Linked DNA regions of Mus musculus: region 1 is linked to region 2. A link is a loop called in an ENCODE intact Hi-C map of the cell type or tissue named here. Cell type or tissue: gastrocnemius. All regions are shown on one strand. Links, peaks and the distances in the headings refer to the core of each region. The heading gives the core; the rest is flanking DNA. Region 1 has its middle 17 kb from the start of Gm31613. Region 2 holds the start of Gm24861 (a small nuclear RNA gene).

Region 1 (8,342 bases), core at 114-8,113, 420 kb after region 2:
GATGAATGAATAATGAATATGTGGTGAATTTATACAATTAAATATTATTCAGCTGTTAAGAAAAAAAGGAAATCATGAAAGTCACAGGATCTGGAAACAGAATCCCCCACAGTACAGGTAGCTAGAACCAGAAAAGCAAGGGTCATGTGTTGTTTATGATTGGGGTGTGTGTTATATTTGCAGTGCCCATTAGAGGTCATGAAAATAGTAAGGGGCTATGCTGGGCCATCTCAAAGAGAGTGGAGACAACAAGAGAGCAATGGTTTAAAGGGTTAAAGGAAGATAATGGAGTAGGAATGGTTAAATGAGGCAGGAGCCGGGAGGGCAGGGTAGATGAGGGAATATGGCGAGGGCTCACTTACTGTAAAGGCATTTTGAAAAGCCAGATGGGAATCTGCAACTATAAAAGCTTCCTGAAGTGTATACATGTGCATATATAAACAATTTTAAATGGAGCTATCCTATAATAATCGGAAATAATGCCCCTAACTGAACCTATAGGTAACAAATAAGTGTTCAGTACCAGAAATGGGGTACCTCTTGATCAGTGAGGTCCCATATACTCCCCACACATTATAAGATACTGCAGAACTTGATGGCAAGATACTATTACTGAAGACACCACACACTTGAGTCCCAGAACATGGAGAGATCACGCTGGTACCGACCTATAAGTTCGGTACCTACTGCCAAACCTTCCTGGTGCTAGAAATTGCTTGCACATGCTACCAAAGGAAAAAAAAGTAGTCATTGATTTTACCCAGATGTGACTCTGATAACAAGAAGCCTGGCAGGGAATGCTCACCAGTATAATAGTGGTATAAATATGAGAGTAACCAATTACTTTCTAATTGGATATATGACTGGTTCACAAGTTGAAATCCATACCTGACATGATTATCAAAGCTAAGAACCCATGGGTTGACAGGTCATAGGCTCGAGTAGAAAACCTAAACTATTACTGTGAAAAAAGGTATAATGTATTAGTCAGGGTTCTCCAGAGACACACAACTTACAGAATGTTCGATATGTTATGGGAATTTATTGTAATGACTTAACTGTTAAGTCTATAGTCCAACTAACTCAACAATGGCCAGCTGTGAATGGAAAGTCCAAAAATCTAGTAGTTGCTATTGTCCTGCAAGGTAGTTGTTTCAGCTGCTATTCTGTATAAGCTGGAATCCTGAAGACGTAGGTTCTGACAGATGTGCTGGGCAAGTAAGTGCAAGCAGGCAAAGAAGAGTGAGTGAGCCTTCCACCAATGTCCTTATGTAGGCCTGCAGCAGAAGGTGTGGCTCAGATTAAAGGTGTGTACCACCGTGCCTGGATCTGGAACGTGCTTTGTCCCAGGCTGACCTTAAGATAAGATATCTGCTTGCCTCAATCTCCTGGAATTAAAGGTGTATACTACCTTGCCTGGGCCTCAGCTTTTCATGGCTACGATGCCTCAAGATCTCCATGTCATGGCCTGGGTCAGAAGCCTTTGTCTTTCAGGTTCATGATCCGGATCACAGGTGAACCCTCCAATTCTGGATTGTAGTTCATTCCAGATGTATTTATGTTGACATCCAGGAGTAGCCATCACATATGGTATTAAAACAATCACAGTGACTCATCATCATATCCATAGATGAGTGTGTTTCTTAGTCTTTCTTAGAGAAACCTCTTCTTGCAGTAGACGGGCAATTAATCAAAGACCTACAAGTGGTAAATGTTCAGAAAATAAAAGACCGGGGAATGTTTGGTCCTCAGTGGTTTCTCATATCCCTCCTATCAAGGTTCAGAATTATGGTAGAGAAGACACGTGAGAGCCAGCAGCAGTAAACTATAAGGAAAACGTGTTGTTGTTGTTGTTGTTTTTTTCCAAACACAGCAAAGCATTTACATCTGATCACACAGTGGTTGTGACAGCATGCAAAAGACTGGTACAAGCTCAAACCAGCACGGAGAGGAGATGCAGACATGAAGTCCACCCTAGCTAAAGAGCTGTTGGCGATTGATAACTGATAGGAGAGAGTTGGTTTTCTTTAAGGGTGAAGCCATTGGTAGATTACCTATGTTTCAATGGAGAGTTATATATCCTACAGGATTTGGACAGTACAGCTGTACTCTATGGGTTTAAAACAGAAAGAGAGAGAGAGAGAGAGAGAGAGAGAGAGAGAGAGAGAGAGAGAGAGAGAGAGGGAGAGGGAGAGAGGGAGAGGGAGGGAGAGCGGGAGAGGGAGGGAGAGGGAGAGGGGAGAGGGAGGGAGAGGGGGAGAGGGAGGGAGAGGGGGAGAGGGAGAGGGAGGGAGAGCAGGAGAGGGAGGGAGAGGTGGAGAGGGAGGGAGAGGGGGAGAGGGAGGGAGAGGGGGAGAGGGAGAGCAAACACAATGTTAGGTGGGAAGGGTGGAAATGTATTTGAGAGGAATTACGGGAGGGATGAATATGATGAAATTACACCCTTCAACTCTCAAAGTAATTAAAAATGAGAGGGGAATCCATTTTTAAGAGCACATATGTTGAGTTACACAGAAAGGGATTTATCAGGACACATTTTTGTTCTCATCTCATTCAGCTCCCTGGATAGAATATCTGATAGCATCTGTTGATGGGAGTTGAAAAACAAAACAAAACAACCAACAACCCTAACCCACACCCCCACGCTCTGAGACAGATAAATCCATGATGTGAATCTGTCAATTATAGTGACATCTACTTCATACCATTTTTTCTTAGTGTGTTTCTCCACTAACTAACTAACTAACTAACTAACTAAGTAAGTAAGTAACTAATTTTACATCCCTCTCCTCTGAGTACCCTGCTCGCAAGCCCCCATCCTCCCATTCCCTTTTCCTCTGAGAGGGTGGAGGCCTCTCTGGGTATTCCCCAACTCTGGCATATCAAGTCACTGTCGGACCTCTCCCACTGAGGCCAGACAAGGCAGCAGCCCATTTAGGGGAACAGGATCTACAGACAGGAAACAGATTCAGGGACAGCCCCCACTCAGTTATTGGGAATCCACATGAAGACCAAGCTACATATGTGCAGGTGACTTATGTTCGGCCCATGTATGCTTTTTGGTTGGTGACTTAATCTCTGGGAGCCCCCAAAGTGTCCAGGTCACCTGTCCCTGTTAATCTTCCTGTGGAGTCTTTATCACAACCAGGTCCCTCAATCCTTCCCCCAGGTCTTCTATAAGATTCCCTCAGCAATCTCCAATGTTTGGGTGTGGATCTCTGCTTCTGTTTCAGTCAGCTGCTGGATAGATCCTCTCAGAGAAGAGTTATGATAGGCTCCTGTTTGCAAGCATAATAGTGTCAGGGATTGGATCTTGCCCATGGGCTGGGTCTCAAGTCGGGCCGGTCATTGGATGGTGATTTTCTTAGTCTCTGCTCCATCTTTGTCCCTGTAGGTAGGACACATTTTGGATCAAAGGTTTTGTGGGTGGGTTGGTTGGTGTCTTTATCTCGCTACTAGAAGTCTTGCCTGGATACAAGTGGTGGCCACTTCAGGCTCAAGTCACCTAATGCTAGGAGTCTCAGCTAGAGTTGTCCTCATAGATTCCCCATAGCGGCCCACCCATCCAGATCTCTGCATGTCTTAGAGATCCACCCCCCCCCAATATGCCAATTTCCATTGACTCTTGGCCCTCTCTCCCTGGCTCTCCCTATACCTTATCCCAATTCCCTTCTCCATCCCCTCTCCCACACGGTTCTTTTCCTCCATCAACCACCGATAACGGTTTTATTTCCCTTTCCAAGTGAGATTCAAGCAGACTCCATTGGGCCCTCCTTGTTATTTAGCATTTTTGGATTCTGTATCTTAGTGTGGTTACCTTGTACTTTCTGGCTAATATCCACTTACTACATACCATGCATGTCCTTTCGGGACTGGGTTACCTCGCTCAAGATGATATTTTCTAGTTCCATCCATTTGCCTGCCAATTTCATGATGTCCTTGTCTTTAATAGCTGAGCAGTATTCCATTGTATAGATGTACCACATTCTCTTTATCCATTCTTCCATTGAGGGAGATCTGGGTTGTTTCCAGTTTCTGGTTATTATGAAAAAAAAGCTGCTATGAATATATCTTTCTATCCAATTAGAACATGCTATTTAAAATTTCTGAAAATCAAACAGAACCTTCAGAAAAGTCTGCTATCCTCTGGGCAGAAGCGACAGAACATAGCAATGAACGAGGAGGTTGAGTATGGATCCTTCCCCTTTCATTTTTATATTTCCTTTGTCAGTTTGCCCAATAATGTGTATTATATATTTTTAAAAAAAACTAAGGAAACTCAAGGCCTACTGTGTTCATGGCTTTGAAAATCCCGGTGCATAATAACTCACTTCAGAATACACACTTCTCAGGCATTGGTTTTTTTTGCTCTCATCTCCTTAGTCTTAGCAAGAGTAAAGAATTTGCAATCACAGACTCTGCCTGCCTTTTCCTGTCTCATTAACAAGAGCAACATAAAGTGTCCTGTGCACGACGAGCCAGGCCAGTGAGGGTTGGATTTAATATTTCTATCAACATTTTCTGTTACAGGAAAAGTTTTTAGTTTACAAATTGAGAGAATGTGGGCATATGGTGTTTTAAAAGTACCCCCCCCCACACACACCTAAGCTAAAAATAAAAACCCCTTGCTGAAATTATATCATATGCTGATCCCCTCAGGAGACTTTGCTACCCAGGTAGACCTGAAGAAGAATGTGAAAGAAAAGTTTATGACATCACCTTTAAATTTTAATTCCATCTATAGGTTCATTGCACTACAAAATTAGAAAGAAAAAAAAAAAAAAAAGAAGAAGTATTCTAGTTGGGAGAAAAGCCCCTACTTTTCCTTCCACATTTCCTAATTTGACCCTGTAGAAGTAGTTATTTATAGTGTTCATGTATGCACACATATAAATATTATATATCCAAATATATATATATACTGTATATGTATATATATGTACACATATATACATATATCATATATTTATATCATATGTCATGTGTATCAGTATATATCATTTAAAAAAAAAGATTTATTTATTATTATTATAATACACAAGTACACTGTAGCTGTCTTCAGATGCACCAGAAGAGGGCATCAGGTCTCATTACAGGTGGTTGTGAGTTACCATGTGGTTGTTGGGATTTGACTCAAGACCTTCGGAAGAGCAGTCAGTGCTCTTAATCGCTAAGCCATCTCACCATCCCCCTCCTTTTCACTTTACTCAACTGTTTTAGGTCCTGAGAATCAGCAGCCTTGAAGCTGGAACAACGTCAAGCTTTCTTTGTTGTGAACACAGCCCAGAGCATAAGGGAGAGATTACTGAAAACACGGTGCTAGCAATGATGTCATCGTCTCCCTCCAGTGTTTGCTGAGAAGAGCAGGGGACCAACTGGACCCAGTGCACACTGGAGTGTTGAGCCAATCAGACCTACCTCTCAGGGTTGCCTGATGGAGCTCCTGCAAGCGCGTTCCTTAAGATCCGGGGGCCGGATTTATGCCCCTGAAAGCCTTTCTCCTCAAACAATTGGAGTGATTGTGTTTTCATTAAGTCCTCAGATTCATTAGAGACAGATTGAATTTCCTTAAAATACAATGTGATAAGATGATTGTATTATAACTATGATGTCTCAAGAACTCATTTTCTCTCTTCCCTTCTGTTTTTCTTTCTTTATCGATGAGATTGTTGCTATGTTTCCCAAGCTGGTCTCCGACTACTTCCCACGTTGACCTCCTGAGTAGTTTAGACTGCAACACACCCCAGTGGGCCCTGCTCCAATCTAGTTGTTTTTTGTAAAAACCCATCTTCATTTTTTTAATAACTTATTTATATATTTTATTTTATACACATTGGTGATGTGATTGCAGGTATGTCTCTCTGTGTGTCTCAGATCCCCGGGAACAGGAGTTGCAGACAGTTGTGAGCTGCCATGTGGGCACTGAGACTTGAACCCAGGTCCTCTGATCTCTTAACTGCTGAGCTGTCTCTCCAGTTCTCTAATCTAGTTTTTATGAAAGTAGTCATGTACAGGGTTAAAATATTAGTTTGTGATGAAAAGTTACAAGTAAAACCAAATTACTTTTTGTTTGTTTGTTTGTTTGTTTCGAGACAGGGTTTCTCTGTGTAGCCCTGGCTATCCTGGAACTCACTCTGTAGATCAGGCTGGCCTCGAACTCAGAAATCTGCCTGCCTCTGCGTTCCAAGTGTTGGGATTAAAGGCATGTGCCACCACTGCAGGGCTAAATCCACATTACTTGTTTCAGCTTTTCAATGAAATGAAAATTGTTAACTGTACCAAGAGGCTCCATCACAGGCAACATTTCCAGTTCTTTCCCAACATTTCAAGAACAACACAGCTTTCACTCAACTGCTTTGAGTTTCAGCATTTGATAGTTGTTCATTATTTCTTATTATAAAACTAAGAGAATTCAAGACACTAAGCAAACACTTTCTGTTTTCCCGCAGACCCAACTCATTTGACAGAATTCTTGGTTCGATTGAGACACAATGTTTACTCTGCTGTTGCTGTCGTTCCTATCAGAACCGAGTCACACAGGGGTTGGACAACGATTTGCTGTGGACCTTTCACATATGCTTACGGTCAGAGAGTTTTGGTGTTAGACTTCTCTGCCAAGCCTACAGGTAAAGAAGTGTGCCCCCCTACCCCCCATGCTCTCAGGCTAGCAGGAGATCTCGACTTTGCTCTTCTTTCAATAGAAACTGTATTTTAAAACTTGACCTTCTGCAGCTCAGAACCTGTAGTTGATACTCTCTCTTGGGCAGAGCTGGGCAGTGGCAGCTGGCTGTAGCTCCCCTTCAGAGGGTTTCCCTGTCCTTAGGAGGGAAACCAAGAGGTGCTCTGTAGTGTCCTGTGTTGTTGTAGTGTCCTGAGCTGTGGTTTCCAGGTCTTTAGTAATATTAACCTCATTGACAACTTAAATCCACTTTAAATATGTGATTTGTTTGTTGGGTGCAGAGGCCAACATAAACACATGCAGCCTATTTGTATAGTAAGCGACAGGTGAGTGCTTGCTTAGCTCTGTTGCTTTGAACATTTGGAACTTGTACCAGAGAAACCTGCTCACCTCATGAGGGCTAGGAGTCAGAAAGAGGGATTTAGACCGAGGGTCTGATCTTTCAAAGGCATGCCTCCAGTTGCAAAACGTCTCTCCACTAGGCTCTGCCTCCTTTGTTAGTCACTGATCTGTTGTGAAGAGACCATGACCAAGGTAGCTCTTATAAAAGAAAGCATTAAGAGGGGGGCTTGTTTGCAGTTCCAGAGGCTTCATCCATTAGCATCATGGCAGGAAGCATGTTAGCAGGCATGCATGGTGCTGGAGAAGTAGCTAAGAGCTACACCCTGAGCCATAGGTGGCTAGACACTAGGACTAGCATAGGCATTTGAAACCTCAAAGCTCACCAACCCCAGTGAGACACTTCTTCCAACAGGGCCATACCTTTTAATCTTTGTTATCTCTTTAAACGGTTCCATTCCCAGGAGACCGAATCTACACCCTGGCGGGCAGGCATTGTATATGACCCTATGGGGCTCATTGTCATATTCCTCTAGGTGCCATCACCTCCTACGAGGATTGAGTGCGGATGACTCTGCCTTTAGGCCTTGGGGCTCTAGGAGATGCTCTGGCTTCAAACGATAGCAGACTCCAGAGAATGAGAGATGTGCTCTTGGTAGGATTACTCTGAAAAGACCTAAAAAAAACCCAAATCAGTTTCTTGCTCCACTCTTGGAGGCAAAAGGAAAGAAAGACTGTTTGGGACTCTAGCAAAATCTGAAGTTGTTTTGTTTTGGGGAGCTACACGCTACACACTGTGCGAGGGAACATGGCATCTGAAGCTTTCTTTTTGGAATTTGAGAGGGAGCTGGGCAATGACTCGGTGGGTAAAGTGCTTGCCACACACCTATGAGGATTGGAGTTCAGATTCCAAGCAACCAAGTAAATGCCAGGCAGGCGTGGCATCCTGCGTACAGTTCCAGCATGTGGGAGACAGAGGCAGAGAACATACTGGCTAGTTACATTAGCTCGAAGGGCAGGCTTCAGGTTCAAGGGAGAGATCCCGTCTCAGTATATAACATGAACAGAGAGCAAGGATGCCTAATGTTAAACTCTAGCTTCTACACACATGCCAACACGGGTTCTCTACACACATGGACATAAGTGAGCACATGTTCATATGTGTGACCACATGCACACATGTAGCCCAAGATTAAAAATAGAAGGTTCAGTGAACGACTAATAGTGGCACAAAGAGAGAAAGACAAATGGTAAAAAAAAAAAAAAAAAAAAAAAAAAACATACGTAGAAAAAGGGGGGGGGTAGCCTTTGGGGATAGGAATAA
Region 2 (8,342 bases), core at 195-8,194:
TTGCACCCAATCAGGAAGCAGAGAGTGGAGGAGTAATTGGTCTCTATTCATTTTCTCCCTTTTATGAAATCTGGGGCCTCAGCCCATTGACTGGTACCATCCACATTTAGGGAAAGTCTTCCCACCTCAATCCAATAAAATCAAGAACAAGTTACACCCTATATACGAAGTCACAAAGTAAAGAGTCCCACTCCAAAGGGGAAGACTGGGGCATAGGAAGGAATTAGTGGACTAAGCAATGAAGAAGGAAGAAGAAGGAAGACCAAAGTGTGGATACTTCAGTCCTTTTAGAAGGGGGAACAAAATACCTACAGGAGGAGATACCGAGACAATGTGAGGAGCAGAGACTGAAGGAAAGGCCATCCAGAGACTGCCCCACCTGGGAATCCATCCTATATACAGTTACCAAACCCAGTCATGATTGTGAATACCAACAAGTGCATGCTGACAGGAGCCTGATATAGCTGTTTCCTGAGAGACAGGCCACAGCCTGATAAATGCAGAGGTGGATGCTTGTAGCCAATTATTGGACTGAGGACAGGGTCCCCAATGGAGGAGTTGGAGAAAGGATTGAAGGAGCAAAAGGGGTTTGCAGCCCCATAGGAGGAGCAACAATATCAACCAACCAGACCTCCCCCAGAGCTCCCAGGGACTAAACCACCAACAAAAGAGTACACATGGAGGGCCCCATGGCTCCAGCTGTAGCAGAGGATGGCCTTGTCGGGCATCAATGGGAGGAGAGGCCCTTGGTTCTGTGAAGGCTCTGTGCCCCAGTGTAGAGGAATGCCAGGGCAGGGAGGCAAGAGTGGGTGGGTGGGTGGGTGGCAGAGCACTCTCATAGAAGCAGGGGGAGTGAAGATAAGATAGGGGTTTTCAGAGAGGAGACCAGGAAAGGGAATAACACTTGAAATGTAAATAAAGAAAATAACTAATAAAAAAAAATTTTTTAAGAAAAGTAAACTACGCCAAACTGATCTCCAGCAGAGCGCAACCACCAAATCCTACAGTTCTGTGCCCAGCATCTGAGGTGACGGGCTTGGGGATTTAGATGCCTGTGACTACAGGGGACATTTCTCACTCATACTGCCACGTGATAGAATTAATTGCACATAAGAGTGACTCTGAGAGACCAGATCTATCACAAGTTTCCAGGCTACTCCCCAACAAGCTGGTACCTGGCACTTGTTTCCAGTTCTAAGGAAACTAGGAAACGGCATTGCTGGGTATCTGGGATGGTGATTCCAGAGACAATGGAGGTGTGGCAGGGCCAATTAGAAGTTCTGACCCCAGACAGAATAAATGGATAAGTGGGAGAAGCCTAGGAGAACTGCCATCAAGGGCAGCTCCCCCCTGATTCCTGGAAGCTGTAGTGTGAGCTTCCGTTCCAGACCACAGTGGGGTAAGATTGCTGAAACCAGAAGCCATTCACTGCTCCTCCTTAAAGGTGTCTAAGCCAGGCTTTCTGTCACACAGACAAGAAAATGACACAGTACTTAGTTTATGCAATGTATTTTTTAAAATCTCTTTCAATTCATCGCTTTCTGAGAGAATTTTTGCTGTGTCTCGGGTCCCTACATATTTTGTAAATGAGGCAATGACCACCCTTTACTATGAAATATCTTTCCAAGTATGTTCCTCCAGCAACTGGTATTAAAAGAGAGAGAGTGTATGTGTATGCTTCTTTATGGAGCAAAGGGTGGGGGTCCTTACTGCCTGTTAGTGAATTTCAGACTTGGCTTAATTCAATGCTTCTCTTCTACATCACAAACCAGTGAGCATACAAATATGCTGTGCTCTGTCATCTGTGCACCCAGAGAATTAGACTATATCACACGTGCTTGTTCTTTTACTATGACAGCTCCATAAGCAATGTTATATTAAAATGCCAATCTATTGGTGGAAAAAAAAAAGAACACTCTTCTGGTGTGTCTGAGAACAGCCACAGTATACTTACATATAATAAATAATAAATCTTTTTTGAAAAAAAGATAGATGTTCATGACTTTATAATTCACGGACTCAAACTTAACGTGGCCTGGCTATAAACCCTAGTAATAAACTGACTGCTAGCGCACCTCCATGCTTCATAATAAAGCAAACCCGTCCCCGTCTCCCTCCTTACAAAATACCTAGGCTATCTCTGTTCTGATAAACATAGAAACTAATGAAGCAGGGAGTCTTTATGAAAAGACTCTCTTTATGAAAGAATAACTCCAAAAGTATGTCAACAGCTACTGTTCATCATCTACGCGAATGGAAAATCAGAAAGTGAAAGAAATAACATGGCTGTTCAACACAAAATGAAAATTTATATTTCAAATAAATGACAGGTCGGATTGATATTTATTACACTGCGTGGGAACTTATTTTTACTTGTAAGTCACAGAAACTCTTCTCAAACGAGATACTGAAAGCCAAGATGCTTGTACTGCAGAAGTGGGCTGGCTGAAACCTGGACCAGGAGCAACAGAAAGCACCAGAGATATAGGGCTATGAGGCCCAAAGAGCCATGGTCAGAATAGGATAACAAAAAGCGTGAAAGCTGGCAGCAAGAGTGTCCCTCTCCCCCTCACTTCTTGCCACGTGCTTAGTGGCAGAATTGTGTAAACGTGGTGTGATAGGTGTTTTACCCTAAGAACTGCTTCAGAAATGGAGCGTTTTCTCTCTAATTCTTTACCCCATCTGGCTTTTGTGGGATGGCTGACATCTCTGTAGTACAAGGCTAGGATGAACGTTGCCATGGCTCCAGGTATTCCTGATGCCCCAACCTTTGGGGCTTCTATGAATGTACCTGCTAGCCCAGGTCCCCAAAACTGCTAGAGCAAACTGGTTGGTGTTCTCACAAGTCCTATTTGACACCTCTCTTCTGGGCTCATCTGTTCAGTCAATTTCTCGCTTTTATCCCCTGTCTTAAACACTCAGGTTTCTGCTTCCTGAGGGATGGGGGAGAAACAGGTCGTGTTAAGTAAATATGTGTGGTGGTTTGGATGAAAAATTATCACCTCCCTGAGTTTCAGGCATTTCAAACATCAGTCCCTAGTTGGTAGTGAGAACTTTTAGGAGGTGGGGACTTGACGGAGGAAGGTGAGCCGAACTTTGAGAGGTCGGAGCCTAGCTCCACACACAGTTTTATCCTTGTACTTCTTGTTCGCATTTGAAAACTTGGTCTCTCAGAGTTCTGCATAGGCAGCCTGCTGCTGTCCCTCACCTACCACCATGCATTCTAGAAGCACAAACTCAAATAAACTCTTGCTTCTTGCCTTGGTCACGGCTTTTTGACACAGCATCAGAAAAGTAATTAAAACAGGACTCTACCACCACGAAGCTACATCTCTATCCATTTATATTTTATACCAACCTACAACTAAATGACACTTAAGTCATTAGGAGTTATTGGCGTGAGGACAGGAAAGGAGCTGGACAGGTCACTGACTAAATCAAGACTCCAGTGGTGGCATCTGGAGGTGACAAATAAAGACGAAGCCATCAGAGCTTTTTTCTAAGAGTCAAATAAAGGGACAGAGTTCAAAAGAAATGGTGCCACTCATTAATGTTTTCTGTGGTGGAAAGGAGATGGGAGAAAACTGAAGACATTTCCTCCCATTTAATGAAGGAGTTTCAGTCTGCTAATTGGAATTAATAAATTAGTCATCCCTCAAATGAATTCTTCAACAAAGGCCAAAGTAAGTGAGTAATTGACTCTTTCACATTTGTGTGCAGTGAATATTATCAACTGGGCACATTGATTCTCCAGGTGTTTTCATTGTGACATACAGTGTCTACTTAAAGACTCTTCATGCAGTCAATACTGTATTTTATAGAAATCTGAAATTCTACTCCCTATAATTTCGCTCATGTGGAAAATGCATCCAGATTTCCAAAAGTAGAAAGAAATTATGGGAACATGTCCAAGTGCTAGACTTCTTAAAACGTGAGATAGATTTTAATTTTTAGTTCTTGAGTTGTGTCCACTAGAAGGCAGCAAAATTTTTCAGAAGAACATTGCACTTACTAGAGAGAGAAGTTATGAGGAAACCTGGATTGCTACTTGCTGATACACACAAAAGCATATTAGAGCCCCAGATAGCCACAGTGTGGGGAAATAGCTGGGGGTGGGGAGGGGGAATGCAGCAGAGACATGTCTCAGCAGTTAAAGATGCTTCCACTAAGCCTCATAGCCTGAGTTCAATACCCAGAACACACACGGTAGAAAGACTTCTATATGTTGCCCTCTGTGTCAGTGTGCAACCCACTCACAAATAAGCAAATATATAAATAAATAAATAAATGTTTAAAGCTTAAGACTTGGAATATTTGCTTCTTAAGACTAGAATATTCATGACTATCCTATTTCTTTTTATAGAATTTCAATGAAAATTATTATAGAGCATTTTACTTCAAAGCTTCAATGACAAGCTTTATTTTAGCTGAATATCCAGTTAACTTATAATTTCTCCATTTGATGCACATGATCTAAGCACTTCGCACAGCCAAATGCTTGACCTGACAATTGTTCCTTTATTGGCATGACAAAAGCCTGCCCACCTCACTGTGCCCGATGCATCTCTGTGTCTTTCTGGCTTCTTCAGAGAAGCAGCAGCAGAATCTTCAAAGTCTTTCTATCTCTCTCTCTCTCTCTGTTTGTGTCTCTCTCTGTCTCTCTGTCTCTGTCTGTCTCTGTCTCTCTCTCTCTCTCTCTCACACACACACACACACACAAACACACACACATATTCTCTTGTGTGTGTGTGTGTGTGTGTGTGTGTGTGTGTGTCTGTGAACATTTGTGCCCCCTGGGGAGTCAAGTCCAGAGGTCAAAGGACAATTTACAGGATTCTGTTATCTACCTCTACCATGTGGGTTGTGGGGATCAAACTTATGTCATCAGACTTGGTGGCAGGTATCAGTCAGTCCCTCCTTAGCCACCTCACCAGGTTCAGTCATGCACCATTTATGAAAAATTTTTGTGGTCTCTAGAGAAAATGGATATGTCTTTTACCTTAAACCCAATCAAGCCTGGCAAAAGAAAGGTCCTGGTTAGTTGACAGTTTACCATCTGGTTTCAGATGTAGAATACAGTCTTCATGTAGCATCTCCCCTGTCTAGCCACACACAATAGCACGTAAGGCATCCTTTAACTCAAAACTCTCATGATAATACATGGATTAATTTAGCCAGAAGGTATCTGCCCTACAAAATAAAATTTTCACGCATTCCTCCACACAGTTTGTTAATAATTTTAGGCTAAGTATAGGCAATACGTGGCACAGTGAGCCATTCTAATATTAACTCAATATTTTCCTCAATACTTCTGTGATGAAAATACTCAGACACAGAAGATAAAAACCACACTTAATTAGGATTTGGTGTAGGATGTTTTATCTGCCTTCACTTCTATCCATTTTCTCTATTCTTTCAGTTAAAAAACACACTTACTGTTTTATGGTATGTTAGCGAGATCATCTGCTCCTAGCAGAGCAGTTCCTCTGTCTGATCTTGGGCATGCACAGTGTTCTAATTAATGTCCACTCTTAGACACTGTCTTGCTGAAGCAGTTATCACCATTGTTCTCCAAAGTGCCACCTGCCACTTGCTGGTGTTCCAGGACCTCTGCATCCCATGAGAACTCTTGCTTTGTGTCTGCACTATATTTAGGTAAGAAAACACTTACTGCCCTCACATATGAATTGGAAGAAAAGCTAAGGAGTGGGCAAAAGTGAGAGACACCCCTCCAAGAAGTAATAGAGATGTTGTGTTTGCTGGCCTGAAGGAACAATTTTTGCCTTGGGTCTGAAGCTCATGAGCTGAATATCACGCTCAATACCAAGTGGGCAATATTATCACATGTCTTACTTTTAAGTATGAATAGTACAGTCCAGAAAAGTATCAAGAGAAAATTACTTTCTTTTTTTATTTATTATTTTTTTAATTAGGTATTTTCCGCATTTACATTTCTAATGCTATCTCAAAAGTCCCCCATACCCTCTCCCCCACTCCCCTACCCACCCACTCCCACTTTTTGGCCCTGGCGTTCCCCTGTACTGGGGCATATAAAGTTTGCAAGTCCAAAGGGCCTCTCTTTCCAGTGATGGCCGACTAGGCCATCTTTTGATACATATGCAGCTAGAGTCAAGAGCTCCGGGGTACAAAAATATGGAACGCTTCATGAATTCGCATGTCATCCTTGCGCAGGGGCCATGCTAATCTTCTCTGTATCGTTCCAATTTTAGTATATGTGCTGCCGAAGCGAGCACGAAAGTTACTTTCTAAAACATTTGTAGGATGTATTAATGACAAATCCAGAATGCCAGCTCCATCAAAGGTATGTTTTCCTTCACTTCAGATAATTTAATGTGTCTGTGATCTCTGATTTCTCAGCTGAAGTATCTTGAGCAGAGATAACTCCTGCTTTTTACAAACTGGTCTCAATAAATGTAAGAATTTGCAGTCATCTTTTATGTGAGACGACCATCTTGCCCAGATATGAAGGAAATGATGTATACTCCTGACAACACAGCTCTCTCGTCTCTGGTTCGTGCCTTGGCATACTTCCTACCATTATCTTATTGATTCAGTGTGGCGCGGACCCAGTCAGACTGACATTGAAGGGACAATTTAGCATGAATCAGTCATAGCCTCCTGGTGCTTAGTAAGAAATACATCAAAACCTATATCTTGGTAGATCTTCTTCCCAGTCACGTCAAGGGCCACTGGTGAAATATGATGAGGTTTGTACCACACTTTTCAAAGCCACTTTAAATGTATGTTTTGACCCGAGTACAATACTGATCTCTACAGAAAAGATGGCATGCCTTAACCTGTCAGTCTCACTTTTAGCAATGATAAATAGAGCCTCGCTTCAGTGACTTATAATACCACAAATTCTCTTGAAGATGGTAAATCAGCCATTATCTGTCACTTAAAGAATGTCTTTGGGGATGAAAGTCACGCCACATTATGTGCTATAGTTACAATTCATTTAAATATGGTAATTCTTTGTTTGACACCACCTAATCAAGATCAATACTTCGATGTTTACTATCTATTCTTCCACCTGTGTCAAAACTAACACGTGCAATAGTACATCCAATCACGGATTTAGCAAATATGTAATCAACTTTGACTTTTGCTATTTATGTTTCATGAATAGCTTTAATCAAGGACTCACTGTTCCTAAAAGTCTATTTAAAGTCTCTAACAAAATCATGGAAACACTATGTGGTATGGCTAATATGAAATGAGAGTCAAGGACATAACCCATTGTCTTAGCCTGAGTTCACAAGAAAAACACAAGCAGCCATATGGAGATCTCTCTCTCTCTCTCTCTCTCTCTCTCTCATTTAATTCATGAACATCTGGAGATTATATTCCAAGATTTCAGGGCATCCAAAAATATTCGTATCTAAGTCCAGAGATCTAAGAACCAAAAGGGTCAAATGTGTAACAGTTAAATAGGTCAGCAGGCTCAGAACCCAGAGAGGACTTGTGTTTACTCTCATGTGATATTGTTTGAATATTTCCTTCCTTCAAAACTTGATTTGAATTTCATTTGCCACTGCAACAATATTAATTAATGAGTGAGACTGTTAAAAAGATGAATTGATGCTGTTGTCATGTGACTGGGTTATCTTAGAAGAAAGTCTCTCTCCATCATCTACCCCTCTTTTGTCTTCCTTCCCTGTTGGCATTTGCTATGTGTGAGGACATAGTAAGAGAGCCTTTGCAAAATGCCAGCATCTTAATTTTGAATCTCGCAAACTTCTGACCTATGAGAACTAAATCCCTAGTAACTATGAATTACCCTGTCTTGGATCCTGGCTTCTATTTGACAGTACAGAATTGACAATGACAGAATTTGAAGGTGGGAAAAGATTAAGCTCCATCTCAAAGCAATCAAACAGAAGCCCTGGTTACCCGGCCTCTTTGTTTGACGTGGGAGTTCATCTGATTGGATGAGACCTGTTCTTATCAGGCTTGCCGGATTGTGTTAACATCAACTAGAACACCATCACCGTCTGCTGCTGAGGTCAGGCTCATAGGTCAGCATATGTCCTTCTCTAAGCTAGTCTGTACTGTGTGAAACAGTGACTTTCAGACTGTGCCTTGCTCCAAATCCATTGTGCAAGCAACTGTTGACTCTGTTTTCACCAAGGAGGACGACTGGGAACTTGGGTGAACACCATGCAGCAGAGACTGATAAATGACATATTATTCCTGGTTGTAGACAGGGTAGGACCTTATAAGTTTATCAGGGTGAATTGAGTATGTAGGGGCAAAGGGGCAGATTTAAGTTGTATCAAGAAAACCAAGCCCAAGAATTCATTAGATACATTAGTCCAAGA

What was found. A loop is a pair of places that touch in the nucleus more often than their neighbours do. Peaks named below come from ENCODE experiments on the same cell type or tissue, not always from the same donor. Only the 100,000 strongest peaks of a DNase experiment are listed, where the experiment ranks them.
Region 1: a loop joins it to region 2, with 4 times the contacts of the local background. A loop is called at or near these places in 19 of 42 quality-filtered maps.

Annotation. Positions count from the first base shown.
Region 1 is chr16:78,201,507-78,209,848 of GRCm38, reverse strand. No RefSeq gene overlaps it. Among named protein-coding and RNA genes, the nearest start is that of Gm31613, 17 kb to the left of the region's middle. In gastrocnemius, for the core only: no CTCF peak of the experiment used is centred there; no DNase peak of the experiment used is centred there.
Region 2 is chr16:78,622,659-78,631,000 of GRCm38, reverse strand. Gm24861 (a small nuclear RNA gene) reads right to left here and starts at 6,254; the gene lies at 6,148-6,254. In gastrocnemius, for the core only: a CTCF peak has its summit at 3,988 (motif pointing right); no DNase peak of the experiment used is centred there.